Linked DNA regions of Homo sapiens: regions 1, 3, 4, 5, 6 and 7 are each linked to region 2. Evidence: chromatin loops called from intact Hi-C (ENCODE). Cell type or tissue: endothelial cell of umbilical vein. All regions are shown on one strand.

What was found. Hi-C counts contacts between places; a loop is a spot of excess contacts. Peaks named below come from ENCODE experiments on the same cell type or tissue, not always from the same donor. Only the 100,000 strongest peaks of a DNase experiment are listed, where the experiment ranks them.
Region 1: it touches region 2 in a loop (12-fold over the local background); 20 of 110 quality-filtered maps call a loop at or near these places.
Region 3: it touches region 2 in a loop (11-fold over the local background); 18 of 110 quality-filtered maps call a loop at or near these places.
Region 4: it touches region 2 in a loop (5-fold over the local background); 5 of 110 quality-filtered maps call a loop at or near these places.
Region 5: a loop joins it to region 2, with 3 times the contacts of the local background. A loop is called at or near these places in 3 of 110 quality-filtered maps.
Region 6: it touches region 2 in a loop (15-fold over the local background); 9 of 110 quality-filtered maps call a loop at or near these places.
Region 7: it touches region 2 in a loop (5-fold over the local background); 19 of 110 quality-filtered maps call a loop at or near these places.

Annotation. Positions count from the first base shown.
Region 1 is chr5:84,253,249-84,257,248 of GRCh38, forward strand. It overlaps EDIL3 (EGF like repeats and discoidin domains 3), which reads right to left. Exons shown (of 11, transcript NM_005711.5): 2 at 836-964. Among named protein-coding and RNA genes, the nearest start is that of EDIL3-DT, 130 kb to the right of the region's middle. In endothelial cell of umbilical vein, a CTCF peak has its summit at 2,279 (motif pointing left); no DNase peak of the experiment used is centred here.
Region 2 is chr5:83,720,972-83,724,971 of GRCh38, forward strand. No RefSeq gene overlaps it. Among named protein-coding and RNA genes, the nearest start is that of HAPLN1, 2.1 kb to the left of the region's middle. RefSeq lists a silencer at 1,469-1,528. In endothelial cell of umbilical vein, a CTCF peak has its summit at 1,560; DNase peaks (open chromatin) are centred at 1,040, 1,290 and 1,450; H3K4me3 peaks cover 834 bases; H3K27me3 peaks cover 375 bases.
Region 3 is chr5:84,377,037-84,381,036 of GRCh38, forward strand. The region is part of intron 1 of EDIL3 (EGF like repeats and discoidin domains 3); the gene reads right to left. Among named protein-coding and RNA genes, the nearest start is that of EDIL3-DT, 3.4 kb to the right of the region's middle. In endothelial cell of umbilical vein, no CTCF peak of the experiment used is centred here; no DNase peak of the experiment used is centred here.
Region 4 is chr5:84,087,151-84,091,150 of GRCh38, forward strand. The region is part of intron 6 of EDIL3 (EGF like repeats and discoidin domains 3); the gene reads right to left. Among named protein-coding and RNA genes, the nearest start is that of EDIL3-DT, 290 kb to the right of the region's middle. In endothelial cell of umbilical vein, a CTCF peak has its summit at 2,033 (motif pointing right); no DNase peak of the experiment used is centred here.
Region 5 is chr5:84,030,540-84,034,539 of GRCh38, forward strand. All of the region lies in intron 9 of EDIL3 (EGF like repeats and discoidin domains 3), which reads right to left. Among named protein-coding and RNA genes, the nearest start is that of HAPLN1, 310 kb to the left of the region's middle. In endothelial cell of umbilical vein, no CTCF peak of the experiment used is centred here; a DNase peak (open chromatin) is centred at 2,012.
Region 6 is chr5:84,449,006-84,453,005 of GRCh38, forward strand. No RefSeq gene overlaps it. Among named protein-coding and RNA genes, the nearest start is that of EDIL3, 66 kb to the left of the region's middle. In endothelial cell of umbilical vein, no CTCF peak of the experiment used is centred here; no DNase peak of the experiment used is centred here.
Region 7 is chr5:83,924,959-83,928,958 of GRCh38, forward strand. No RefSeq gene overlaps it. Among named protein-coding and RNA genes, the nearest start is that of HAPLN1, 210 kb to the left of the region's middle. RefSeq lists an enhancer at 2,274-2,775. In endothelial cell of umbilical vein, CTCF peaks have their summits at 2,356 (motif pointing right) and 2,556; DNase peaks (open chromatin) are centred at 1,143 and 2,353.

The sequences.
Region 1 (4,000 bases), 530 kb after region 2:
GTTGACAAAACATGTTTGGTTTCCTATAATGAACAGATATATTCCATCTTGTACTCTTCGTGGTACTAATGCGAAAAATATAAATTTTTTTCAAACTTACCTGTGCTATTAACTTTGAAAATTATTTCTCTCTTTAGTTAGAGAGAAAATCTCTGCACAAGTTTACATGGTGTTAAATTATTTTAAAGTACAGCTATTTCCTTAATGGGGACCTATGTGGAAATTACAGAAGTTACTCTAAATCCATAAGTATACATATTTCGCAGATTTTTTAAAAAACTATTTGAATGTAACCAATGACACATTAATTTTTGCAGAGCAAATTTTTTAGAAAACTTTGAAGAGCACTGCATCTGGAATATCCTCTTCTTTATATGCTTAGAAATATAAAATATATTTATCACCTAAGAAAAGTAATGATTAGAACAGCTACAAAATGCTGATGGATATTCGAAGTCCCTAAAAACATCCTGTTTTATTTACAGTGATAATTTAACTTGAATAAATTGACTTTGGAGTTATGTATTTTATTTGAGAATAAAATGTTAAATTTATATTAATATTAGAAATATAAGAAATGTTATATTTATGTATTATTTGTAATGTCTTTAAATTTAGTGTTAATTACTAAAAATATTTTAAAACTTAAAGAACACAATTAATATAATTTCAATATAAACTGGAAATGATACAACTGAGAATCCTACACAAAAGTAAACTAATTAGCAACATATAGCAATTTTACAACTAATCTCCATAATGCACCACAGCCAAACTGCCATTTATTCATGGAAATAAAAAGATAACTACTGAAATACTTAAATTTTGCACTTACCAACCTCCACAACACTAGAACAGTTGGGGTCTGTGAAGCCATCTGGACACTCACAGGAAAAGGAACCATCAGCCAATCCTGGCAAACAGATACCTCCATTTTCACATGGATTGGGATCACAAATATCACCTAAGGCATAAAAAAAAACCGAAATTGACATTTTTTTTTTGTCTTGGACATTGAAACATACTAGTTTACTTTGCTATGGATGTTCCCTTGGCAAAGTCAAAAGTCAGGGTAATATTAAGATTCACACATAAGATCTGCAAGACTCATTTCAAACCATGTACTCAAAAAAAAATACTATGTAACATGGCAAAAATTAAACTGCATAATTCAAACACTGCCTCTGAAAGCTATTGGTTCAGTTTGGAGTTCCTTCATAATATGTAAAGAGAATGTTGTCTAATTGGTTAATAAATATTAACCTAAATATCTGTAATAGACTAGTGTCATTAATTACTCTAATAAATACCTTCTTTATATCCACACAGTTTACTCTTTAACTCTTTAAAGGACAGGAGTTTATTTCTGGATCCCTAGAATCTGGGCTTGTCCATGTGACTTGCTTTGGCCAGTAGGTCGTTAACAGACTTGAAGACAACAGAGATTTGAAAAGCACTTGAAGACATCTACTTCCTCTCTTGGAGTGCTGAGATCGTCATGTGAATGAATTCAGGCTAGCTTGCTTGAGATGAGTGAAAGAAATGTGGAAGGATAAGAAAGAAACTGCTACAGAGAAATAACTTATGACATAACAGAAACCCCACAATACGTGGCCTTGGCTGTGGCAATGGGTGGCAGATAGTATCTGGAAAAGCAGTCATGGCCATGAAAAGCTAGAAAAATGGCTACCCATTTTATGTAGTGTGTAACAATTGATAAAGCTGTCATCTGAGGTAACTGGGGAGGTAGAACATGTATGCGATGAACTTTTCATATGAGTAAGGAGATTTCCGGGCAGACTGTTAAAGCATCAGTTGGCTCTTACTGCCTGCATATGATAAGGTGCTACAATAAAGAGATGAGCTAAATAAAGAACCAGTCCATTTGAAAGTAAAGGGAAGTAGTATACAAGGACCAGGACTTGTGTTAGAAAACACAATTGTTTCTAAACTCCCAACTCTCAAAGTGGTAAATTATCGAATGCCAGAAAGACATGGCCCAACATAAATATCAATCATGGATGTGGCTACAAACCTCCCTGTGAAAACATTTCAAATAATTCAGGTGGAGCCTGAAAGATCTTCTCAGCTAAATAAAAGGGCTTCTAGAGACCTTAAGGATTGTCCCTGAGAAGGCTGACACACCCAAAGTAGCACTGATTAAGTCTGGAGTAAAAAGCAGGCTTCAGACAGAATCATGGGTGTGGCTTTATTGCACACAGGATTTGAATCAGATGCACAAAAACCCATACAGTTTTAAAGGGAGCTTTGTAGGTGAAACTGCCACCTCCTGGACTCAATGAGTAAGGGACTTTTCAAAATAAAAAAGCATCTGGGCACCAACTTCCTACTAGTTTGTATTTCTTAGTTATGTTATTCTCTGTAAGGTTTTTCACATGAGAATTATTTAAACTCTTTTCCAGATGAAGCACTTTAAAAATATTTGAAAAATGAAAATTCAGGTTATGATTTCTGTCAAATATAAACCAAGTCATTAGCCACACTAAGATGATAGATTAAAACAGTACCTAAGTGCTGGAGCAGACCTTAGAAAAGAGAGTCATAAAATGAATGAATTAATGTTTGGGGAATACCAAAGAATTTAGCGTGGCTGGACCATGGAGTATTTAATCTGGAATGGCTAAGAAAGTATAAATATGTTAGATCAGGGAGGATTAAAAAGTGCCATTGTAATTTTTAAGATAAGGAATCAATGAGAGAGTGTCTAACATTTTTAACATGTATTTTAAAGTTTGGACATGGTCAGATCTAAATTAAGAAGACAATCCTGGCAGCATTTTGAATGGGGTGATTGATGACTGATAAAGATACTTCAGTAGACTTGCTATCATTTATATACTTATCATCTAACTATCTATCTATCTATCTATCTATCTATCATCTATCTATCTATCCATTTATCCATCCACACATATAGCTAGCTAGCTATCCTTCCATTTGTCTATCAATTTGTCTATCTGTCCTTCTAGTCCTTGAGTACCTATTGCATGGTAGGCAGGCACTGAGGTAAGTGCTGTATATACCAAACTAAATAACAGACTATGGAGCTTAGTGGGAGAGATAAAAATGCAGGAACAATTACAATTATACTACACAGTAGTAACACCTGCAACTGGTATACATGATCCAAACTGTGGGACCAGTGGAGACTTTTAAGGAGACTCAGTGCTATCAGGTGATGAAGAGGAGAGAGCGTATGCTTAATATTCCAGGCAAAGGGAATAACACACTTAAAGGAAAAAGGTCATGTCTCATTCCAGGAACTTCAGGTAGGCCACTGTAGCTAGAATATAAATACGTATTAGAAATAGAAAATGATGAGGTCCAAAAGGTAGGAAGGCCATATGAATCAAGGTCTTGTATGCTGTGCCAAAAATTTTGGAGTTTATCTTCAAGCACTGGAAAATTATAAAAGAACTTGAAATATGGGAAAGTGTATCACCACATTTGTGCTTTGGAAGAATCACTAAGGCAGCAATGTGTTGAATCAGATGGAGGAGGTTGGGCCGAGGGAAAAAGGAAAATGCATTTATTGTTTGAAGTAGTCTCAAAAAAAATGATGAAGATTCTCTTGACCCTTCATAGAGGTGGCTACAGACAGGGAAATCAAAAGAGGCATCATTTAATATCAAATCTAGTTAATAAATACTAGGTAATGAAACCAGAATAAAAGTTCCCCCAAATCAAGACCCACCCACCTATGTGGAGTAATCAGTGTAAGGACACAGTCTCATATTTACATATTTACCTAAAAATAAGAACCCTTCTTTCAGATCCCACTCTGTCCTATAACCAAGTTCTTGCATCAGATAGTAACTGAGGTAGGCCTACAGTCCTGATATACCCAGGGCCAAAGGAGGTTCTTTCAATTATCCCATCATTATGGAGAGTGCCTTAAGAATCCTTTCTGGTGCCTTAAGAAACCTTCCATGGCCCCTCTGCTGCCCTCTCTAGATGATAATGCTAAATCGAGTCAATT
Region 2 (4,000 bases):
GAGGTCCTGATCCTGGGAAGAAGGAGGCACTTTCTCACCAAGAGCAGAAGAAAAGCAAAGCGTCACCAGGAAAGTTCTCCTCCCAAATCCCCTAATTACAGCCTAATGTGCACTTCATGCAAACTTCAGGGAGGAAGGGAGGGGCAGCTCTGTGCCCAGACCTTGTAAAGCAGCAGCCTCTTAGATGACTTTCCCCTCTGCTCAGATCCCGAGTATCCCGCTCTGGGGTTTAGGAAAGCCGGCCGCTACAGCCACACAAGCCCCCACCACACCACACCTCCCGAACCCGAACCCTCATCAGTCCTGGGTCTGTCCAGAAGGGATGGGACAAGGGGTCTGTGGAATGATCTGCGGGGCAGCGGTGTGAGCAGACTCCTCAGGACAGTCAGTTTGCGCTTTGTTTTATTAGCCTCTGCTTAAAAGAAAAATCCAAGGGTCGGAGAGGTCCTCTCTTTCCCGCCTTCCCCTCACCAAAGGAGATCAAGGATAACAGACAATGATGATAGTGGCACATAAAGCTTCTTAAACTGGAGATGGCCTTCCACCCAAATCACCAGAAGCATATTTTCTGGTTTACTGGACTCAGTATTGGTGTTGAGTTTAAATTTCTCTTAACAAACAACTGCTATTGTATCCTTGGATGACAGAGCTCAAAGAACCTGGATTTATTTATAGAACGAGGAATGCGAGGGGGAGACGGGATGGGTGGGGTTGGGTTGTGGATCCATAACCAGGATTAGAACCAGATGGGCACAGGGCGCGCGCGCGCACACACACACACACACACACACACACACACACACACAGACACACACACCCCTGAAATAACCAGTGGGGAAGATGCTGGGACACGCGGGAAAACGCCTCCTGAACAAATAGACGTTTATTTATAACTTCTGGGAGAGTATATAGGTCCATTGATTCCCGCCTTGAGTAACCAAGGGTTTTGGAGAGGAAATGGCTTCATATTTCAATAACAGAGCCACCTTTGATGGAGTCTAGGAAGGGGAAAAAAGAAACACACCGCAGGAAGCAAACGGCTGTTGGAGCAGCCGGGAGGAGGGAGCGGGGCTGGCCCTGGGACTGAGGACAAGCAAACAAGCTCGAGGGGCCCGCGGCCAGGGTGGAGGCGAGACGCAGGCCGTCCCCGAGTTGCAGCGAGCAGGGCCCGGTGTCGCGGAGCGCTGGGGACGTGCGGGGATTCGCGGCCGTGCTCCCGGCTCCAACCTCCGGCCCCGGCGGGGCGGCGCGGGCGGGACTGCGGGCTTCTTAAGGCCGCCGCCGCCGCTCGGGCTGTGGCGCGGGTTGGGGAGAGGGTTCCGTGGGCCGTAGGGACTGAGGGAGTCGTAAGTCGATGAGCTAGTGGGGCAGGAGGATGGGCGGGTCCAGGGCGTCCTGGAGGTGCAAGGTGGGATGGGAGGACCTGAGGGGCAGCCAAGCTGCTGGGGAAGCCGCCGGGACGGGGGCTCTGGCCGACAATGCAGGTGGCCGGTGTGCAGATGAGCCAGCGCGCGGGGTGCGGCCGCCGGGATGCCCGATCCGAGTCGCGCGGGTGGCGGCGAGCGGCGCTATTGTCTTAAAGATAAAGCCTAAGCCACGGGGACTGCCTCCTCCTGGACTCTGGAGAGAGGCGGGAGAGATTGCAGGGGAAAAAAGGCTTCTTCCCGCGTCTTCTGAGAGATTTCACCAGTTCTTGCCTCTGGGCTCCCCCTTGCCATTCTGTCTTTGGTAAATCAACACGTGCCTCTTGGAAAGGTTTCATTTCAAAGACAAACGGAACACTCACACACCCTCCCTAAATGAAGACAGTTATATTCAAAATGAATTCTTCATCAGGCGTTCAACACCTTTCTTGGAATTCCAAAACCTGGGTGAGGGCGCTTCTCTTATTTTTCTGTTTCCCCTCCCGCACAGGGAACAGGTTTTGCAGTTTTATGTCCCTAATCTAGTGGCTATTGAGGCAGCTGTTATATAGGCCTCTACATTAACTGCCAATAAAAATAAGATACATCTCGGCTTTTCAACTATGCAAAGGGTTTTTATGCTATTCATATTTCTTGTAAACGTTCAGGGTGGTGTGTATTTTAAAGAACATAAACGAATTAGACTTATAAACAAATATCCAATTTTTATATTAAAGCACCATAAAGGTGGTAAGGCTGGTGGTGTGTGGCTATGATATCATATAAAGACAGTTTAAATACCGATCTTGTTCCCTCAGCTTAACAACCTAATTTCTGGCGATTGCCTGGAGCGTAAATCAAATCAGCTGGCTCATGGCTGGCACTTGTTCCCCTATTTTGTGGTCTGCTCTATACACTTATTCCGGCACAACATTAAGATAATTTAATGTATTCTCTTCTGAAATTGTTTAATAACCACCCAAGACAATCTATTTTGCAACTTAGTCACACCATGGTGAGCTACACTAGATTTTTTTTCAATCTCAGGTATAGCCGCAACTATTGAGATAGACTTCCAGAAATAATGACAGGTACTTACCTCTGAGTCATCCTGTCCCTCCTGATCCTCCCCTATTTCCAGCCTTCCCTTCCCCATTGCCTCCTTACTAGTCTTTGTTAAAGATCCCCAGTCTTTTTAATCACAAATATTTAACCTATCAATAGTGTGTATTTGAAGTGTTATTCAGGCTTAATTTAATTGACGTTATATACATTTTTCCATTCGTTTTGGGGTTCACATGGTTTTCTAGTTATTTAAATTTACATTGGAATTAGCTTTAAGAGTCTTTTAAAAAGATTTTTATGTTCAGTTAATTAATGTTCAGCCAAATTGTGCTTTATGGAGGCATACATTACTTTGATTAGCCCTTATAGTTTTTCATCAGGGCACAGGCATTATAATAAGCCATGGTAAAAAATCAAATCAAGTAAATGCAGGAATAAATACAACTCTATTTTCATGACTAAATATTTTACAAAGATATAAATTGTAAAAATAATTTTTGAAGACCAAAATATCTTCTTAAAGAAAACCATATCAAAAAAGTATTCTGTATTTGAAGATTTCCTGTATTTATTAACATTAGTAAGTCATGTGGAAATTCAAATCTTTCCTTTGTTAAATCAAGGTTAGCCTAAAGCTGTCTTCTTACATATTTTAAGTTTGGCCTAAAGGTTTCTCTGTACATTGTGAACTATAACCTGAATGGAATTGTAAACAGACTGTAGCCTGCTCTTGTGGCAACACTGAGCTTTGGCCAATCACATGTGGCCAACTGTTCAAACCCTGTTCAAATAAGGCAAAGGTGGAGCTATAACCAGTCCGGGGGTTTCTGTACCTCACTTTCCTTTTTCTGCCCATAAACCTTCTACCACGTGGCTGTGTTGGAGTTTCTGAGCCTGCTCTGCCTCTGGAGACTGTTGGAATTGTTCTTTGCTTAATCAAACTCTTTTAAATTTAGTTTTGCTAAAGTTTTTTTTTTCCCTAACACATAGCATATTGAGGTTTGTTTTATTTGCTTTTTTAATTTAGAGAAGGCAAATAAGCCATTTTTTTAAGTTTCAAGAAAAACCAAACTTTTTTTTATTTTTCAATAATATATTTTGAACTATTTCTCATTCTTATTAAATAATCTGATGTTAAACAATATTATTTCAAAATATGCTGATGTATTTATATTATATAAAATTATATATCAAAATATTCTATATATAATATATACAGCATATTTTGAAATGATGTTTAATGTAATACAACAGTATTTTATAAGAATGAAAAACAGGTTAAAAAATGGTGTTATAAAATGTAACTTTGCATTCTTTTGCTAATTGTAACACAATTTGAGTAATTAGGTTGAACCAGATAAAATGGAATATTCAACCTTTTTTGACCTACCAAAAAGCAATTTCAGCTGGTTTCACCTTATACAAATTTGAATATGTGTGTAGCATAAGTGTAGCAGGAACATTTTCAACTTTTAAAAAAATATTGATCTGCAATATCATGAATATTTAATATGTAATAAATTCCCAAGCAG
Region 3 (4,000 bases), 660 kb after region 2:
GCAGCAGAGGCCGGGCGCGGTGGCTCACGCCTGTAATCCCAGCACTTTGGGAGGCCAAGGCGGGTGGATCACGAGGTCAGGAGATTGAGACCACCCTGGCTAACACGGTGAAACCCCGTCTCTACTAAAAATACAGAAAAATTAGCCGAGCCTGTAGTCCCAGCTATTCAGGAGGCTGAGGCAGGAGAATGGTGTGAACCCGGGAGGCGGAGCTTGCAGTGAGTTGAGATCGCGCCACTGCACTGCAGCCTGGGTAGCGAGACTCCGTCTCAAAAAAAAAAAAAAAAAAAGAGTGAAGCAGAGATGTGAGCACAGACCTAAGGCTCAGGCCTGTAGGTGGGAGACTGCTCTACATTACAGAGAGGGATCTGTCCATTTATTTCAAATAAAAAATATTCTCCAATGTTTCCACTCAATTGTTTTGGACTTTCCTGATTGTGTCATGAGCCCATTTCATCCTGGCTGACCTCAAATAATCCCCAGAATCAGTAAAATCTAAATGGTTCCCCTGACCTAAAATACAAGAGGGGATTTAAAGGATTATTTTGCATTCCCAAAATATACCACTTTGTTAAATACCAAGCACAAACCTTAAGGAATGCATGGTGGCCTAACCCCATTTAGAGATTATCATCTTCAAATCAAGCATATATCATCTAACAAGAGATTAAAACCTTGGTCTTCCCATTTATGAAATATTATATCATATTAAATTATTTTAAGAGATCAATCATTTTGATACAAACCTGTTTTGGAAAAGATAAAAGGCAAAGCTAAGTCAATCTTCTTTCTCCATAGTAACAACCACATTCAAAAGTGCTTTAGTGCTTAAAAAGCCGTCACCTAAATTCTTGTACTTAAATCCTCCATTCTAAGTCACACACTATAAATCTGAACAATTCCTACACAGTTACTATCACTATAATAATGCATATTTTAAAACAAAATAGCAGCACATTTTCTAAAATATAACCAAATAATTGCAGGACATTTTATCTACATTGTAAGGTCTACTTCTTTTTTACAAAATTCAGTTTTGTGTCTTCTAAAACTTTATTACCTTAGAAGAAAAATAATTTTAAAATACCAACATTTTATTTGACACAACGGGAAAAGTCTTAAATAAGTACATTGTTCAGATATCTAGCTATTTCACCATTAAGCAGGTTTTCAAGCTTAAACATTTTTGACCAAGTCTTTTTTTAAATAATGTATACATTTCACTGCATTTGCACCCAAAAAATGTTGAACATCTTGCAGTGAGGCTTTCTCTAGGTCGCAAAACCAGCATTATCACCAGTTATTGCATTCTCTTATATGGTGATACACTTACCACTCCCCACCCCAAACCCTCCCAACTGCATGTACCCAGTTTTTTGTACTGCAAAGTATCACTGCTTTTACATATACTATTCGAGTCTCCTCTTTGTCTAAAAGTTGGCATGTTTTACTGCTCTGATTAAGCCTGACCTATTACTTCATATGCTTTTCACTTTCTGGATTCAGTTTATAGAGGACCCAGAAACTTGAAAGCCAAGAGAAATAAGCTTTTCTATGATACATGATCTAAGACCTAACTATGACATCTATTTTTGTGGTCAGAAGTTTCTGATTCTTTATCCTAGGTTCTCAGCTATGTGGTATGTGGATGAAGCTTCAAGGCAAGTGGCTTCTCCACAAGTGAAGTGGATATAAATTACTGTATACTTGATAGCTTTAGGCAGGACAGTGTGATCAAATCAAGGTGTAAAATCCTGAGTTGCTCCATGATTTAGATCCCAATTTATTTCCACTTATGTTTTAAACTTCAGGTTTGGTAGGCAGAGGTTTGACATTATCATCTTCCTTTTCTTTCCTCACAAAAAGATAAGTTACAAGTTTCACAACGTTTCAAAGGTTTGCAATCTTTTAATAATGATGACAAAATATCACTATCAATTTTACAGTAGATGTTGTGTCCTATTTGCCATATAACAAGGAAATGAGGGAGGAGGGGAGAGGAGGAGAAAGAGACGGAATGAAGGAGAGAGAAATTTTTATCCTAGGAGAACTCTGACACAGAAAGAATGCCACTGGAAACCGACTATTTGGCACAATGTCAGTGACTGTATAAAAAAGCTCCTTAAAAGGGTATAATGGTGAATCTGTAACATAGTTTTGAGGGCTACATCAGCAGATGCTGGAACTACAAGTTATCAGTTAAAGGTCAATTGCAATCAAAATAAATTAGTTCAAGTCCCTGACATCAATTGATGCAGAGGAGTCACATATATAGAAATTAATAACTGGCTTAAATGGGATATAACAAAGCTTTATTTATCATGACATTTGTCTCTTTTGGCCACATGACTTGTTTTATGTAGAATCTTGCAAGATCTAAAAAACATACACTTTACCATAATGACAAAAAGAGTAAATAAAAGCATTCATCTCTTTCCAGTGCAGTAGATGCATAGGAATAGTTGAGTGTGTATGTCTGTGTAAATCAATATAACAGAACTGCTATTTATGAAACTTATAGTTCATATGAAGAATAAGCTTAGAAATCGTGGTATAAATTTCATTAATAATTGTTTTACTACAAACACCTCATAGCTCTCTGTGTTTTTCCTTGGAAGGTACTTAGAAGACTCCCTCTAAAGTAATAGTTCAACCTAAGTGTGCACTTGAATGTCTGTGTTTCCAAGTTAAAATCCTATGGTAGAAGGATTCTACCTTACAATGCCCTCTTTTTTTCTTCCTCAGGGAAGCAATGAAAACTAACTAATAACATTAGTTTCGTAAAGAGTAGAAAGTTACTTTATGTGGATCTGCAGATTCACATTTATGACTTGACTTCTTTTATTTTTCCTTTTATTTTATTTTTTCCTTTAAAAGATCTTCGTTGATTATCCTGACATCTGCTGGTGAGGGCACAGTTGATTCTAGTCTACTTTTCCCTTCAACAACTTGCTCAAATCAAAGATTTTTAGGGGTATTTTCAGTGACAAGTGGTAATACATTCAGTTTAAGTATTTATAGTACTTAAATTCTTGCTGTATCACATAGGAAACCATGAGAAATATTTTAATAATTACTTCACATTGGCAGTCATTTGACTCTGTCTATAAATACATGTTTGCTTTGATTAAGCAAACAACATTATAATCATTACATGGACTATGATAAAAATAAAAAAATCATTTTAGAAGAATATTTATATAGTCTATAACTATAGAACATCTAAGGAAGATGCTAAGCGTCTTCCTTAAAACACAGAGAAGAACTGAATAATAGGAATGGCTTAGCTTTGGTTTTCTGCTTTTTAAAATAATAATGTTAATTTTCAACCTACTTAGCAAATAAAAAGTAAATGATTAACTATGACAGAAGCCATTAACACTCAACACATATTTGCAAAATTTGCTATTTTTTACTCAGTATCCAAATGTTATGATTTACTTCTGACTTGAACTGAGTTCTGAAGCCTGCACTGTTTCTTTGGAAGAGATACAATGAACCTATTACATCCTAATCTTACTCAAAGCTATTGCACCTGCAAGTGTGTGCAGTAAACAACAAATATCAGAATTACTTTTTTAGGCTTCAAGAAACTCTCAAAGGAGGCAACTTTTAAAAAATTATACACTAAATGATAATATATACAGTTCATCCCATTATGCAAAATCCTTCAAAAATGAAAAGTTTTAGCTAATTAAAACTTTATCTTGAAATTAATAAAATTAACAGCTGGTACTACTAATTTAACTCTAAAAACTGTCAAGCTTTTACTTTTAATGGTATCGAGTGACCATGCTACTTTATTTTAGTCATGTATATCTTATTCCTTCCCTTTACATTGCTATAATTTTATTAGAAGAAAAAAATCACATGTATCTAGAGAGAAAAGCAAACTTTATTAAATATTTATTTAAAATACCCTAGATTTTGAATACATGATTTATATGAACATTGATGTCAATATATTTGAGAAAATTATGACATAGTTTTAATTTAGAAA
Region 4 (4,000 bases), 370 kb after region 2:
AAGTCCTGACTATAACTCTTAATAAATATTTGTTGAATTATTGAGAACATGCATTTATTAATCACTGGCTTTATGGCCAATACATGACTAAACATCCTTTGTATAATCTTCACAACAATTTTAAGAGGCCATCTATTTTTGTTGACTCTTTGTATATAAAGAAGACATACCTTTGAGTGGCCCAGTAACTTTGTTCAAGGTGACAGTCAATGGCCAGTAGAACCCAGGATCACTGATCTTGAACATCCTCTTCCTTCACCATATAATATAACTGCTTATGTAAATGTGCTTCACTTGCATTACATTTAAACATCCAGAGAACAGGTAATGTGGTTTATCCTCACTTTATTTATTAATGCATTCAAATATATTTACTGAGCAAATAAAAAATATTCTCAGTCTTGGGGATATGAAAACATTATGATAGCATATCTGTTTCATTTTTTTATGAAAGGTTAGTCACTAGTCACCAGTCACTGAGATTGACGAGAATACAAAGAGAGCCAACAAATAGTATTCCTGCCCTCATGCAGCTTACCTAATAAACAATATCTTACATAGTCTAATTACTAGCTGCGGCAAGGGCTGTGCTAGAAAAGAACAAGAAGCTGTGAAAATATATATTAGAATGGAATCTAGTTGAGGAGAGGGATAGGGTTAGGGAAAGCTTCCCTGAGGAACTGGCATCTATACAGCAATTGGCACATGGGAAATAATAAATATATTGAATGAATGAATAAATTCATTAATTTAAATGAAGTTGGGGGTCTCTTGGGAATATGTTTTTTCTAAGCATGGAAAAAAAGAATGAAGTACCCTTCAAGAAGTCCCATGTGGCTGGAACTCACAGAGTAAATTCCTCACATTTCCCAGAACATAATTGCTTGTTGAATGAAATCAAATAGCTTTTTCTCTCTGAAATGTCCACAGAATGAAGTAGAAAACTTCCATATAAGATAATTTGAAATGTTTTCTCCACTCCAATAAGCCCACATGGGCAGAGAAAACTTATATATTGTCCAAATAGCTCTCTACAAATAGTAGCTGCTCAACAAATATTCATTCATCTACTGTAGATTTGAGACTCAGAAAAACATTCCAAAAAGTATCAGATAATGCATTGATGTTTCAAAATTTATGTACATCTTTCCAAATCCAGGCTAATGCATGCTCTTAAAAAAAAGAAGCTAAGATACATTGGCAATTCTATTTAAATGTCTGGGTTTTTTGTTTGTTGTTTGTTTTGTTTTGTTCTGTGAGAATCACATTTTGGTTTAAGAGCTTCTGGAAAGCTGACATTATGTAAAAATACTGGCTTAGGCTGGGCCCCTGCAAAGAAAAGTAAGATAAAAATATTCACATATACTTCTAAAATTCAGTACTTCATCTCTTAACAACACTAATGATAGTAATAAACTAAGGAGACCTGCATTGAACATAGTTTTTCTTTTTTTAATCTGAGAAATGAAAATACAGCCCATGTATTATGAATTCAGAGAAATAAATGTTTCAAAGTGATTGAAGCATTAAGTATATAATAGAAGCAAGAAAATGTGACAGGCTATTTGTGGGGGGAAAAAGGAGAGCTTGATTATTTTCTTCAAGAGCCAAAATCATAACAAAATAAAGTGATCTATACCAAGTACACTAGCATTAGGATGAAATAGCTACCACTTTAATTAAATATATCAGTTTTGGGAAAACAGCAGCAGTGGTAGCAAAAACATCAAAAGCAAATACATGGAGAAAATGTAACCAACATATGATATAAAAAAGAAATGTTCTGAAAAAGGCATTAAAGGAGAATAAATACACTCATTTAGAACCTCAAAGTTCAGTGTATCTCTTCTCTAGAGTCCTGCAAAATGATACTTTCAGGTGAGCTATAGTCTCAGAAACTGTTTTGATGAAAATGGAAATAGGAGAAGATGAAACTTCATTTAGAAGTTCCCAAATGTTCCCTAACTATCTCTTTCAACTCTAAGTGGATGTCACTCAACCTCCCACTCCACTAGATGGGGCCATGGGACTCATAAATGGCCAACGGCTTAGAAGCAGAAGTGTCACATGGCAGTGGTGTCCATTTAATCCACTTCCACTCTCTATCCAGAGCAACAAGTAATTTTCCAACTCAATGCTATACACCCTTATCAGGATTTTTCTCCAAGTTAATCAAAAAGCCGATGAACTCCTTTTCTTGAATTTGATAGATATCTTAGTAGTTAATGATGCATCCTCAAGCTCTCTTAGTATTTCATCTTTTATTTTTATTTCAACAGCTGCCAGTCTAGTTTAGGCCCTCCTTATATCTGCCTCCAGGCAGTTAGCTGTAAAAGCCTCCTAGCTGGTATCCTTGCTCATAGGTTCCCCTCTCTCTAAAGCACAATTCAACAATTATTCCATTAAATTTTACTGAAAGCTTCATCAGCACTAGGCATTGTGTTAGGTATTCAGAACACGGACCACTTACATGTCATCTTCCTAAACTCTAGTTCTGACAGTATCAATACCCTTCCATAATCAAGTGCCACCTTAGTCTAAATGTGATGTATTTTCACATTTTGGCATCTCCTTACCTTTTCAATCTTTTATCCTCCTATTACCCCTACAGATATGCAACTCTTCACTATAATAAGACTTTACTCTGATGTCCGTTGAGCTTTCTCCATCCCCAGTGCGACTTTGTTTATTCTATTCTCTCTGTCTGGAATAACTTCCTTAATGTCATCCTCAAAGATGCTAAATATGCTAAACCATCTTTAATAATTAAAATGTAAATGGATTTTCGATGTTTTCATTATATTCCAGTTGCACAGAAAACAAGTATTTCTTAAGAACTCCTAGGACCCAGTTAAAAATTTAACAGTAAAACATTTAAAGCCTGGTCTTATGAGGTTGTGAATATTTTCACAACCCTTTTACTATTTAGTCATAACTTAATTATTGAAGGCCTCATGTTGTAGGCAAAAATCCAATCCCTTGGAAACAATTAAGCATTATTACCATTTTTAGTTCATGGAGGAATGTGGATTCCACCTAAGGATGTCACTAGTAGAGGCAGGTTAATAATAAAATACCATCAAGGCAGCATAGATTGTTATGTTTTGGATTTGTAATGTCTTGATGCCATCCATTGCTTTAAAATGTTTCACACTGATGTCTCATTTTGAAGAGCAATATGCTTTTCTCCAGCATTTTGACTTATTTAATGAAGTTGTTTCTAATAATAAAAGGACACATCTTAGGTGAAGTATGTCTCTTTTGCTAGACTATGAGTTCCATCACGGTAGTGATTTCTACATTTTCTCGGGATAACCAATATCAAAATTCGCTGGGGGTATCTGCCCGTTATGTGTTCCCCTGGGTTCCAAATCTCACCTCCTAAATAAGAAACTTTAAGGTTGGGAACCATATTTAAAAAGCTCTTCAGATAATTTTTATGTGGTTAAAATTTGAGAACCATTGCCCCAGGCTAGAGATGAATGAACTGCTTGTTTATGGAAAATTCAAATTTTGGCCAGGCATGGTGGCTCATGCCTGTTATCCCAGCACTTTGGGAGGTCGAGGTGGGTGGATCACGAGCTCAAGAGACCGAGACCATCCTGGCCAACATGGTGAAACCTTATCTCTACTGAAAATACAAAAAAAATAGCTGGGCGTGGTGGTGCGTGCCTGTAGTCCCAGCTACTTGGGAAGCTGAGGCAGGAGAATCGCTTGAACCCGGGAGGCGGAGGTTGCAGTGAGCTGAGATTGCACCACTGCACTCCAGGTTGGCGACAGAGCCAGACTCTGTCTCAAAAAAACAAAAAAAAAAAGAAAAAAGAAAATTAAAATTTTATGGGATATAACAGTTACTTAATATAGCCTTAAGAAAATCCAAGACTGCCCCACAGTCACTAACAGTGTCCACTGCTCCCCCTCAAAATAAAAGGGAACTACCAAGAGTTGTCAAAGAGAGGATAGTGAAGAGGTTACAAATGCTTTAGGGCTGCCCCTCACA
Region 5 (4,000 bases), 310 kb after region 2:
TATTCCTAGGGCTGTATTTATACTGTCATAATATAGAAGAATTTCAAACATACTAATTTAAATGTGTATCTTAAAGTAACTGACAGATTATGCTGCAATGCTATACATTTTCAGAATTGGTATCCTAGTATCAATTCTGAATTCTATAATAGCAGACTCACAGGGGACCTAAGGGCTGGGAAGCAATCACAGCCTAGTGAGTGGTGTTAGCCTACACCTCCTGACTGCCTTCCTCTCAACTTCTCACACAACCTTGACCGTTTTCAGATTCTCCCACGTCTTCTGGCTTCAGTACACTTCTGTATGCTTGACTAGAGTCAGTCATTGTACTAGTGTGCTAGGGCTGCCATAACAAAGTGCCACCAACTCCTTGGCTTAAAAAAACAACATTTTTTTTTCTCACAGTGCTGGATGGAGGCTGGTAGTCCAAGATCAAGGTGTTGCCAAGGTTGGTTTCTTTTCAGGCCTGTTACTGGCTTGTGAATGGCCATCTTCTCTCCATGTCTTCACATGGTCTTTCCTGTGTGGGTGTCTGTGTCCTAATCTCCTCTTCTTTTAAGGACACTGGTCATATTAGACTTGGGCTTAACCTTATGACATCATTTTACCCCAATTACCTATTTAAAGATGCTATCTCCAAATATAATCACATTCTGAGATAGTTGGGGTTAGGACTTAAATATATAAATTTTGGGGCGACACAATTCAGCCCATAACAGTAACAAATAGTAATACACTAAGCTGATTTTTTAAAATATGAAATAAGTAATTGTTTGACATATTTTTCAAGCTTTGACTGGATGTTTTGGCATTAAGAAATTTTGCTAAATTCAAAAAGATGGATAATAATTTTTTACTTTAGAAAATTGTATTTTCAGACAAATTTTGGATACATTTTTGTGGCTGTGACTTAGTTGGTAAATCTACCCATGCAACACTTATCACCAGATGTTAAGGACTAAATGCTTAGTTTTCTTTGGAAGGTAATTCGGTCATGAATGTGGAGTCTTCATGAATGGAACTGGTATCCATGCAAGAAGAGACACGAGAGGTTCCTCTTTCTCTGCTGTCTACCATGTGAGGACACATCAAGAAGATGGTCATCTAGGAACCACGAAGAGTGTCCTCACCAGAACCCTACCATGCTGGCACTCTGATCTCAGGTTTTCCAGGATCTAGAAGAGTGAAAAGTAAATTTCCTTTTTTTAAGTCACCCAGTCTGTAGTATTTTTGTTATAGCAGCCCAAACTGACAAAGACACCAGACAAGCTCTAACTAAAAATGACACAAAAGCTTTTTTAATAACTTGAAATAATACAGAGGGATTTCAGTGTAATTTCCAATATGCTGGATATGTTACCACAGAATCTCGTTGAAGGCTCCATGAGCCATAATGAAGAGAAGCACAAAAGTAGTATTTGAAAAGCATACTTGTTCTCGAGACAGGACAAAATCAGTGTTTTCATTTTCTTATGGAAGAGTTTCTCAGAAAAGAATTCAGGTAAGATAGCTAAATGCCATTCCCCATTTAATTAAAAATAAAGTTTTATCTGAAATGAATTAAACACAACTCTGTTTAATTAAACCCAAAACCTTTAAGAGGATCACTCCAGTAAGATCAATTAACATTCTCTTCCATATTGAACATAATTAGAATGGCAATTCTTGTAATCCACTGGCATAACCTTTAAAACTTGCTTGGTCTTTAAAACATATGTGGCATTTCCTTAAAAATCCAAACAGCTAAATCATAAAACCACATACTAAGTTTAATGTTAGTGCTCATTTTAAAATTAAAACTATTCATAAAATAGAACTATTAAATCTTATTTGACAACTGGTATTTCTGAGTTACTTGAGAGTTCTGCATGAAAAATAGGTTCCAATAGGTGAAATAGGAAAATTAGATCTTAAATTAGTGAACTGGCATACAGAGCAAATATAAGATGAATTTGAATCATCACATTCTTTTTTTTTAAATAAACTAAGTTTCCTGTCAGGGTTTTTAAATATTTGCCTTAATTTATGAGTCACACAGCTTATGTAGACATAGCAAAATTTTGTTAATGCCAATAATAGTTTGGAAGAAAAGCTTTCATTTTCAAGCACTGTTCTGAAACATCCAGGAAAATCTGAAGAAACAGAAAAAATAATATTAACATGACCTTTGGCCACTGCTACTTTGTGATATGGTGATTACTAATGGGACTTTTTAAAGTATGCCTTACACTTTCAGAATTATACATGATATCATTTGCTACCAATATTTGGCAATATTTGCCAATATGCTGTTATGTTTCTCCCATCAAAAATAAAATATTTTGAAATATGCTCTATATGACCAGAGAGTGGTTGAGAAGATGTGCAAATGTAACATCCAACAGTGCTCAGGGACTTCCAAGAAGTTTGGCCTTGGGCATGCTCACCAAGGCATGGTAGAGCTTCAGGGTCCTCACGTTTGAATGGCCCCTCTGTTGGTTTCAAAGGCCGTATTTTCAAGTCTTCTGGCTGTCAGCCCAACAGGTATACCCATCAAGGAATTTCCAAGTTGTCCTTCAGACTCTCTGCTTTACATAATTTGCTTCTCTGATCCACTATTCCAGTGTAGGATGCTTCTCTGGAGATGACAACTCCTAACTCCTATGCTTTCTCTACTACTTCCATGTTGCATGGCTCTGCCTCTTGCTAGTTTGGTCATTAATTTCAACTTGATTATTTCCTGATCAAGAAAATAACTTTACACATGAGAAATCAAATCACTTGACCACTGAGGATTAGTAATTTATTTTCTTCATCTTTGCCATACTTAAATTTTTTTTCTAACGTAACTTCAAAATTGTTCTAGACAATCTACAAGACACATAGAATTCAAAGATATTAAAATACTAGGCCAGGCATAGTGGCTCATGCCTGTAATCCCAGCATTTTGGGAGGCCAAGGCAGGCAGATTGCTTGAGCTCAGGAGTTCAAGACCAGCATGACAAAACCCCGTCTCTACCTAAAAGAACAATAAAATTAGCTGGGTGTGGTGGCACACGCCTGTAGTCCCAGCTACTTGTGAGGTTGAGGTGGGAGGATGGTCTGGACCCAGGAGGCGGAGGTTGCAGTGAGCCAAGATCCTGCCATTGTACTCCAACCTGGGCGACAGAGCCAGACATTGTCTCTAAAAAAAAAAAAAAAAAAAAAATGGAAAAAAGAAAAGATTTGGAAAAGAAATTCAAAGAATCTGGTGTGTTTCTGGAGTTCTGGCACACTTCTCTGTGAGCTGCCAGCTATCACCTGATAGTTACACTCTGTGGGATATATTAAGTTAGTGATCTGGACTCTGAGTTGTATGTGACGTTACACTTTAATATGACAGTTAGACAACAAAGATAGGAAACTCTTCAGGGAGGGAATAGGGGGCACTAGCTGGCCAGTGGCTGTGATCAATCCAGGACAAAGCAGGGCAAGATTCTGAGCTCACAGGAAAAACTCCAGATTGAACTGGTGGACATAATATCTGTGTGTAGCTACTGCATGTAATTAGAAGACCAAAATTTTGGTAGATAAAAAGGCTTTGGCATTCAAATTTACTCATTTTAAAAGAGTAATTTGTCATGTATTTCCTAAATAGTTGCATCAATTTTACTAAAATTAGAAGAGCCACACATTGCAGGTGCATAATTACACTTGCCATTAAACACAAACACAGATGCACACAACAAAATTAGATGCAATCATTTCATTGAGAAAAGAATGCCACTCCTTTCTCATTCCACAGTTTTTATTTAAAAAATTAAACTAAGCTTTGATTTTTCTCAAAGACTGAAGGATATGCTGTGTGTGATTTTTTTTTATTTTGTCCACATTTTAGGTGGGAATTAGTGATGAGGTTATTCTAGAATAATGGAAACTTTATGCAACAGTAGGCTAGGCTTCCTTCAGTGTAGTCATGAAAATAATCACTATATCACAGTCAACTCTACATAGTAGACACTGCAAAAAACAAATCTGTCTT
Region 6 (4,000 bases), 730 kb after region 2:
GAGAAAGCCATTATTTATATTCTACTTTACTTGTTTTTTCTTTTGCATAGTACTTCTCATTTGGAACCTACTAGACGATACAATCATTTTCATATTTCTTGATTAATATCTGTCTCCTCCCATTAGATGTAAGTTTACACAAGCAAAGATCTTGGTTTCCACATATATTTTAATCCCCAGTCTCTACAATAGTAACTGAATACAAACCGGTACTCAATCAATACTTGATAAGTGAATGGATGGCTGAGTATCTCATCCATTTTCTTCTGTTTATGAAAACTTTAAAAATCATGTTTGATGATCTGTAAACAATTTAATCTACTTTTCTCTACTTTCCCAAACATTTGAATGTATTTAAAGATAAATTTTAAAAATGATATGGTGGTGATTACAAGTAAAATATTGAGTCTAGGATGAAAAGTTTGTGTAGTGTGACAGTTAATAAAAGCTCTCCCATTGTGATGATAGCTGTATTTGGCAAGAGTAAAAGTTAAGATTTGATGAACAGGTTCTAGATGGGGAAAATAACAAAATGTGGAGAACTAGAGACATGTGGAGAAGTAGAAATTAGTATGGCATTCAGGAAGGCAGCAAGAAGACAGGATTGAAGGACAGAGTAGAGACAATATTAGTTAGCCAGGGAGGAGCCAGAATGAATGGCTGAGGGCTCTGACCAAAACACTTTGATCTTAGAAAAGAAATAAATAAGCAAATAAGCTCTTGATTAGGGAAATAGAATGATAAAGATGTTAAAGAAAGATTAAGGTCTTATCATCACTTGCTACTTATAATTTGATATATATGGTGTACTAACAGAAAATTGAGTTAATAATTTTTAGTAACCACTTCATGCCAGTTTGTGTCCTGCATGCTTTAAATATTTAACTTAACTAAAAAGTAATCATGCAATAGAATGACTTTTTCAGCGCAAAGTACATTAGCCTCCCACTCTTACAGGCAAAATTAGAACTCATTTCATAACCTATTACTTTTGTAGATATGGTCTGTTGAGTTCTCCAATATATTTCAATGTTTTATGAAATTGCACCAACTACACTGATAATATTAATTTACACCTGTTTTTTTCTTTAAACCAAGCATATTTCCTACTAGAGGGTTCCATATTTGAGCATGTTTTGAGGGCATTTAACATGTGTTTTCTGAGTAAATCATTGGGTTTATGTTACTGCATGTATATATTTATGTGTGTGCATATATGCATATAAACATAATAAAGTGAAGTATCTATTCTGTATATTACATATTTAAAAGTTGTCAAGAGTATAGAGTTACACTGAATTAGTATAGATCTGCCAATTTTCTAAGGTAATAGTCCATATATCCATTTTAGGCAGTTAATAGATGCTTAATTGGATAATGTTAGTGCGTTACCATACTTTTTGCACAAGGAGAATTTAATAAGGAAAGTCATTAAAGAGAGTAGAATTATACTGTGATCAGTTTATCATTAAGGTGATCGGTTCTCCTCTTCCAGTCATTTCCTATGCTCTTTAAGGTATTTGGGGGGAATTCTTAGGCATATCACCTGAATGTCCCACCATAATTTTTGGCTCTTTTTCTAAGAAAGTTAATATAACTTTGGCCTCTGCTTGAATTTTTATTCAGAGAATAGGTATATATTTTTCTCTGTGTCTTCTAAGAGCAGTACAATGAATGTGAGTTAGATATAATGAAAATGTTCTTGACAGTGTTAGCTGTTAAACATTGGAATAAGTTATAACAGGGGAAGATTAGAGGGCTTTAAAAATGAGATGAATCATCATCTTAATAACAGCATAAAAGCAACATAGGAAATGTCATTCAAGATCAGAACAGTGGTCTATTCAGCTGCTACTTTTTCTGTAACCTAAATATCTAGAATGTAGTAGTTTCCTTCCCCAACAGTCACCTTACAATAATGTAACTCAAGTATTCTTAGTTTCACTTTAATATGTTCCTGAGAAGTGAATTTAATCTACCTTAAGCCTGTTCATCTTTTTATACAGTACAAACTCTTTTTGGATATCGAGAATAATTTTCTTTATGATTTTTATACCTAAGCCATTCAGACTTTTTGGAAAGTCCACCATTAATGAATTAATATATTCATTCATACAACTGATAAATATCATTTGAAATATCAGAATATACAATATTGAAGAAACTGACTTAGGCATTATATGAATGCAACATAAATGATATATTTTAATCTGACCTCTAGAGGTATCAGTTAAGAATTGCACTCAGAGCAAGCTGGCATAATAGGAGTTCTTAGGCTTCACTCTTCCCCTACAGTGAAAATTAAACTAGCAATTATCCACAGGCAAAAATACTATCATGAATATCCCAGAACCTGGGAATAAGGCTGAGACACCTCTTTGGACCGCATAACTGAAAAAAGCTGTAATTTAATGGTAATAACAGTTCTTTGACCATGCTGCCCCTCCCCAAGCTGGCACAGCACCAGACATGGAGAATGCCCCTATATCTATGATTTCTATTGTGGAAAAAGTGATTTGGAGGTAGACATTCAGCTTCCCTACTATTCTGGGACTCTACAGGAGGCTCACCTCCATCTTGTCCCATGGGAAACACTGGTAGTACTGGCAGAGCTAGATTACCTGAGGTCAGTTAGAAACAAAGAATGAGGCTGGGGCTCACATCAACTAGCATGTGGATCTTGGTAGTTGTTCTGCATTCTGGTCAATGGAAGTACCACACCAGAGAGACTAACCAACAGTGCCATGCTGCAGGAAACACAGTCCATGGGACTTCCTGATTTGGATCTCTAGCCAGCTTCCTCACACATCCTGGATGTTTTCGTTGGTTTTCTTAGTTAAGAAGCAACTGTGCCAGGCACAGTGGCTCACACCTGTAATCCCAGCACTTTGGGAGGCCGAGGGGAGCGGATCACGAGGTCAGGAAATCGAGACCATCCTTGCTAACGCGGTGAAGCCCCGTCTCTACTAAAAATACCAAAAGAAATTAGCCGGGCATGGTGGCGGGCGCTTGTAGTCCCAGCTACTTGGGCGGCTGAGGCAGGAGAATGGTGTGAACCCGGGAGGCGGAGCTTGCAGTGAGCCGAGATCGCGCCACTGCACTCCAGCCTGGGCCACAGAGCCAGACTCAAATATTACCAGTGGATACAGCATCTGGCCCTGACCAGCCACTGCAGGCAGGAAGTGATCCAACTAAGCCCTGGTTTTCTTAGTAAATATTCTCCATGCTTGAAGGCAATTGCAGGTCAGTGATTACCAGGGGAGAGGGTGTCTTGTTCTGCCCAACCTCAGTTGCTGAGTGGTGACTTCACCAAACTTCGGTGCTCTGCTTAAGCATATGCCAGGCTGGGAAACAAACTCAAGTTCATGCATATCTGTGCCACATAGCCTCTGCCCTGTCCATCCCGTGTGGTCGAGCAGCAACCCAAGATACTTCACTCAGCCTTGGAGTTTAGCACATGGCCTTGCCCAACTACAGGTTCGAAACAACAACATCTCCACTAGGCCAAGAGTGGTAATCTGCAACTTTGCCCAACCAGAGATTATTTGCAGAGCCCAGGCAGCAGCCAAATTTGATGGCAGAGTCCATTCAGTGGTCTTACTAGACCACAGAGCTCAGCCAGCATTACCATTCAACCTCAGAGCACAGGAAGTGACCCAGCCCAGTGGAAGAACCTGACACCAAAGTCTGCCTGTCTATAGCTGCTACTAGCTGGAATTACCTGCAATTATAGGCTAGACAAAATAATAAAGTTCTCTCACCACCAAAAAATACCTGCAAATATTGGAAAAGGTACCTGTCTTATCAAGTGCACAGGTATCAATGTAAGTATACAGGATTATTTAAAATCAGGGAAATGTAACACTACCAAAGGAAGTTAATCAAGCTCCAATAACAGAACCAGAATAAATGGGGATCTAGGAAATGACTGACAATTAATTCTGAATAACTCTCTTAAAGAGTTTTAGAGAAAGCCAAGAAAATGCAGAGAGAAAATTAC
Region 7 (4,000 bases), 200 kb after region 2:
TTTTCTTTTTAAACTTCTGAATAAGCTTAGCACGGTATAGAAGGCAGAATTTTTCATGAATGAATTGAAGCTTGTCACATAAACATAGTGACTAAGAATGAGTTCAAGGCCAGATTGTGTGGGCACAGGGCCTTGTTCCATTCTATTATAATAGTATACTTAAACATGCTGCACTTCAGTTTCCTCATATGCAACATGGAGACAATATTACTGTCTACCACATAGCCCTCCTGTCAGAATTAAATGAGATAAAGATATGAGGGCTTCCTTCAGTGTTGCTGAAAGTACAATAAATATTAAAGCTACGCATTTTTATTTTATGTAACATTCATTTGTCTATTAACACTCCCTTTCTTTGACTTCTTACACAGTCTGAGACAATGAACTGTTTCAAGGATCATATCATATCACAGGGATTGGTGACCTTATAAAAAGAGAATGTCAAGCATCCCATATCGTCTTTTGTGGTAAGATAGTATGTGACTTGGGAGAATGCAAGTGCGGGTCTAAGTAATGACTCCAGATGTGGTTTAGAAAAATAGTTTCTATTATGTTGGTTTTTGTGAAGGTGTGGACAGGACTGGCATATGGTGGAATTTTGTAGGTAGGTTTTTTTAGGTGGCTAGTGGATAAAATCATGAATGTGGTGTGTGGGGGTGGGGAAAGGAATCTTAAAATTAACCCAGACGGCATTTTTTGGCACAAATCTTTATGTTGGCCACCCCTGAGACAGTGTAAGGGTTTGAAATGGACTTATGCCCAAATTCTTTATGGCATAATTTAAAAGATTTTAAGTAAAATGTGCTGCCACAATGAACACACACTGCTTTATGAATGGCCTGATTATTGCTGTGGTTCCGCATAGCTAGAACAGACTGGTCTAAACCAGACAAATTCATGCAGAGTCATGAAGTTGTACTTTAAATCTATTCCTCACTTCCAAATCCACTTTCAACTACATTAATGTGTAGATATTGCAATGAAATATACTGGGTTGTGCACCTTTTAAACAACTCTATGCGTGTCACTATTTAATGTGGAGCATGAAAGAATCTCTGATTACCAGGCTTCAATGTGCTCTTCCAGCCTGTGTGGCTCTGACTGCAGGAAATAGCAGCTCAATCTTTGAAGCAAAGACTTTTCCTTTGCCTCTGAGAGTAAATAGCCTGAGAAAGAGAAAGCTTCCTCACTCCAAGGAAGTCTAGATAAATGTGTGATAGGAAGGGAGAGGGCTGTCTGTTGTGTCTGTCAGAATGACACCTGAAGGAAGGCAGCTGGCTCCTGTGGAGTGATAAGGCGAAGGTTACTGAGGCAAAGATAAAAAGCTCACTTGGTCAAAATACATCACAAACGGAAAGATCTCCAACAGGAATTTTTAGCGTTGCACCCCAAGTCTTTCTCTGAACAAAATGACAATCTGTTCTGATTTTTTGAGGGAATATAAGAAGCATACTCCGCTAAGTGGAACAAGGGCAGAAAACACACACACACACACACACACACACACACTCCTGAGAAGCTGGTTTCACTAGCTGTAGGTGGCCGACTCCTTCTCTAATGGAACACTTTAAGAGAATAAGTCATTTCAAAGAAGCAGGATAGACAAGAGAGGATTTTATTGCTTGAAACGGGAATTTTATTGCTCCAGACACAAGCATTGTTGTTGTTGGTGGTGGTATTGGAAGTCCTGGAGCTCCAGGAATAAAACAACTAGATGCATAGGGCCATGGAAAATCTCACTAACTCAATTCTGTGGTTGATGTTTTTCAAACATCTTAAAATCCTTACCTGCTTTTGACAAACAGGCACTTTTCCTTACTGTGAGATATCTCCTTTCCCTTCACAGTTACCGCCCAACTCCATCCCAATGTTGCCTCCACAGTGATTTTATGAGGTATTATTTTCTACTGTATATATTCCCTGAAAATTTAGTTTCCCCTACCTGCAAAATACAGTCATATTATCACAGTGACCAGGTTCTTTTCATACTGTAGAACACTCCTTAGGTCCACACATATGGGATTACCTCTCTAGCACTCCTCTGCACCTCCGTGTACTTTCCCAACCATTATTTATTTATTTATTTATTTTTTAAGACTTACATGCTTCTTGATAATTGCTTTTCCTAAAAGTTATCTGACAAAATATGTGGTGTAATAAGCAGGTCTTAAAGGGAGACAATTATTACTTCCATCTTTGAAAGAATAAAAAAAAACATTCTCTCTTGCTAGCTTTTTTGAGATGCCATTTTAACCTCTATATTTTTTCCATTCCTTCCAGCAGCAATCCATAGTGTAGCAGGAATTCCTGAAGAGGCTACTGTTTGACCATTGCCAATTCAGATCTGTCTTAATGAGCAAGGCCACCAGGGGGAGCTCCTTGAGTGAGCGTCTGCGGGATCTCAGGAAAAAGGCAAGGCAAAACATGAAGAGGGTAGTGTATTTGCAAGACTGACATTCCCTGCCTTCAGGGGCCACAAAGACCACCTTCCCCGCTGGGCAGCTTACTGGGTAGGAAAAGAAACGCCCCACTAGAAAGAAGGAAATTGTTAGTGTTTAAAAGGAGATGGACAGGAAGCAATGCTTGACTGTTGGATGGCCAGGGGTGGTGGTGGTAAGGAGTTGATTACAGCATAGTGGGCATTCTGGTAATTTCTAGGCCTAGATTTTAGGAATCCATTAAAAGTCAGGGAGCTCCAGGAATAAAACAACTAGATGCATAGGGCCATGGAAACATGAAAACATGGATGAGAGCAGATAGCTTTATGAGGAATGGGGTAGTGGATCAGTACCAGGTGGTGGTCTACTGATGGAGTAAGTAACAGAAGTGAACGAGGGAAAAGGGGTATTTCTGTTGGCACAAGTGGAGTTTGTTAGAGCAGAGTGCATGAGCAGCTACAATGATACCAATGTAAAAGACTAGATCATTCGTTTTCGAAATGATGGAGGAAATGGTAAATGTCACAAGATGGAAGAAAAGGAAAAATGCATAGATGAATTTTTCCACAGACTTTTTTGAGCTAGAAAGAAGGAATTTGAAGAGACTAGAAGTTCCAGGAATTCTGCTCATAGTGCGTGAGTCAGATTTACTGTTCTGATACCATATTAAAATCCTATCATCTAGGATGACTTGGGAAAGACTATGCTGAATATTTTGTTTGTACGTACCAATCAAACAATATCTATACTTCCTGTCACAAAGACAGGGTATTTAGACCTTTAAATATGATATGATAACTTTCGATTTCCAGCATGTCTATTAATAATAATTTTCCCCCATATAAGCTATATTTTATTTGGTAAAACAAAAATGAGAAAGAACCAGAGCAAACTAGAAGGGCTAGCATTTTTCTCCCCCAGTTTGTGGGAGAGAATTCCATCTTAAATGCCACATTTATCTGTAGCTCAACTGTAGTAACACTGGCTGCAATCTCTCAGAAAGACAGTGAACCATTCCATCAAGCTAAGCAATAGTCTTCCACATAGTGGAGTGACTGGCAGACACATCAATGATGGCTCTAGCTGAAAGTTATGGTTGGCACAGCTCTGGCACTGCAAACGTTAGGAAGATGCCACCACAATAAACCTTCCATGGCCCCATGAATGAAGCTGCAGTAGTCTGCCCCTGGAACAGCTGGCTTAAAAGAGTTCTGTGTGCAATAGGCTTTTCTAGACCTGCAGACTGAAGTAAAAGCTGTGTGCAATTAAAAAAATATTTTAAATGTTGTGTTTGTATTTTGACACCAATGTTGGGGACACTAGGATAGTTGAGGCACATTACTGACTCCTTTCCAGCATGCTTTCTGAACTGAAAAGGGAGTGAATTCAGAGACTTGTGGCTTTAGGTGAGTTAGACCCTTACAAGTATGTTTGATTTTTCTTTCTTTCTTTTTTTTTTTTTTGCCTAACAAGCTATTTCTGAATTCATGAGTAAAAAAGTTCAGGATCAAAAATGAGCTGAAGGAAGATGAGAATGAGAAAGGAGAGACAGAAAGACAAAA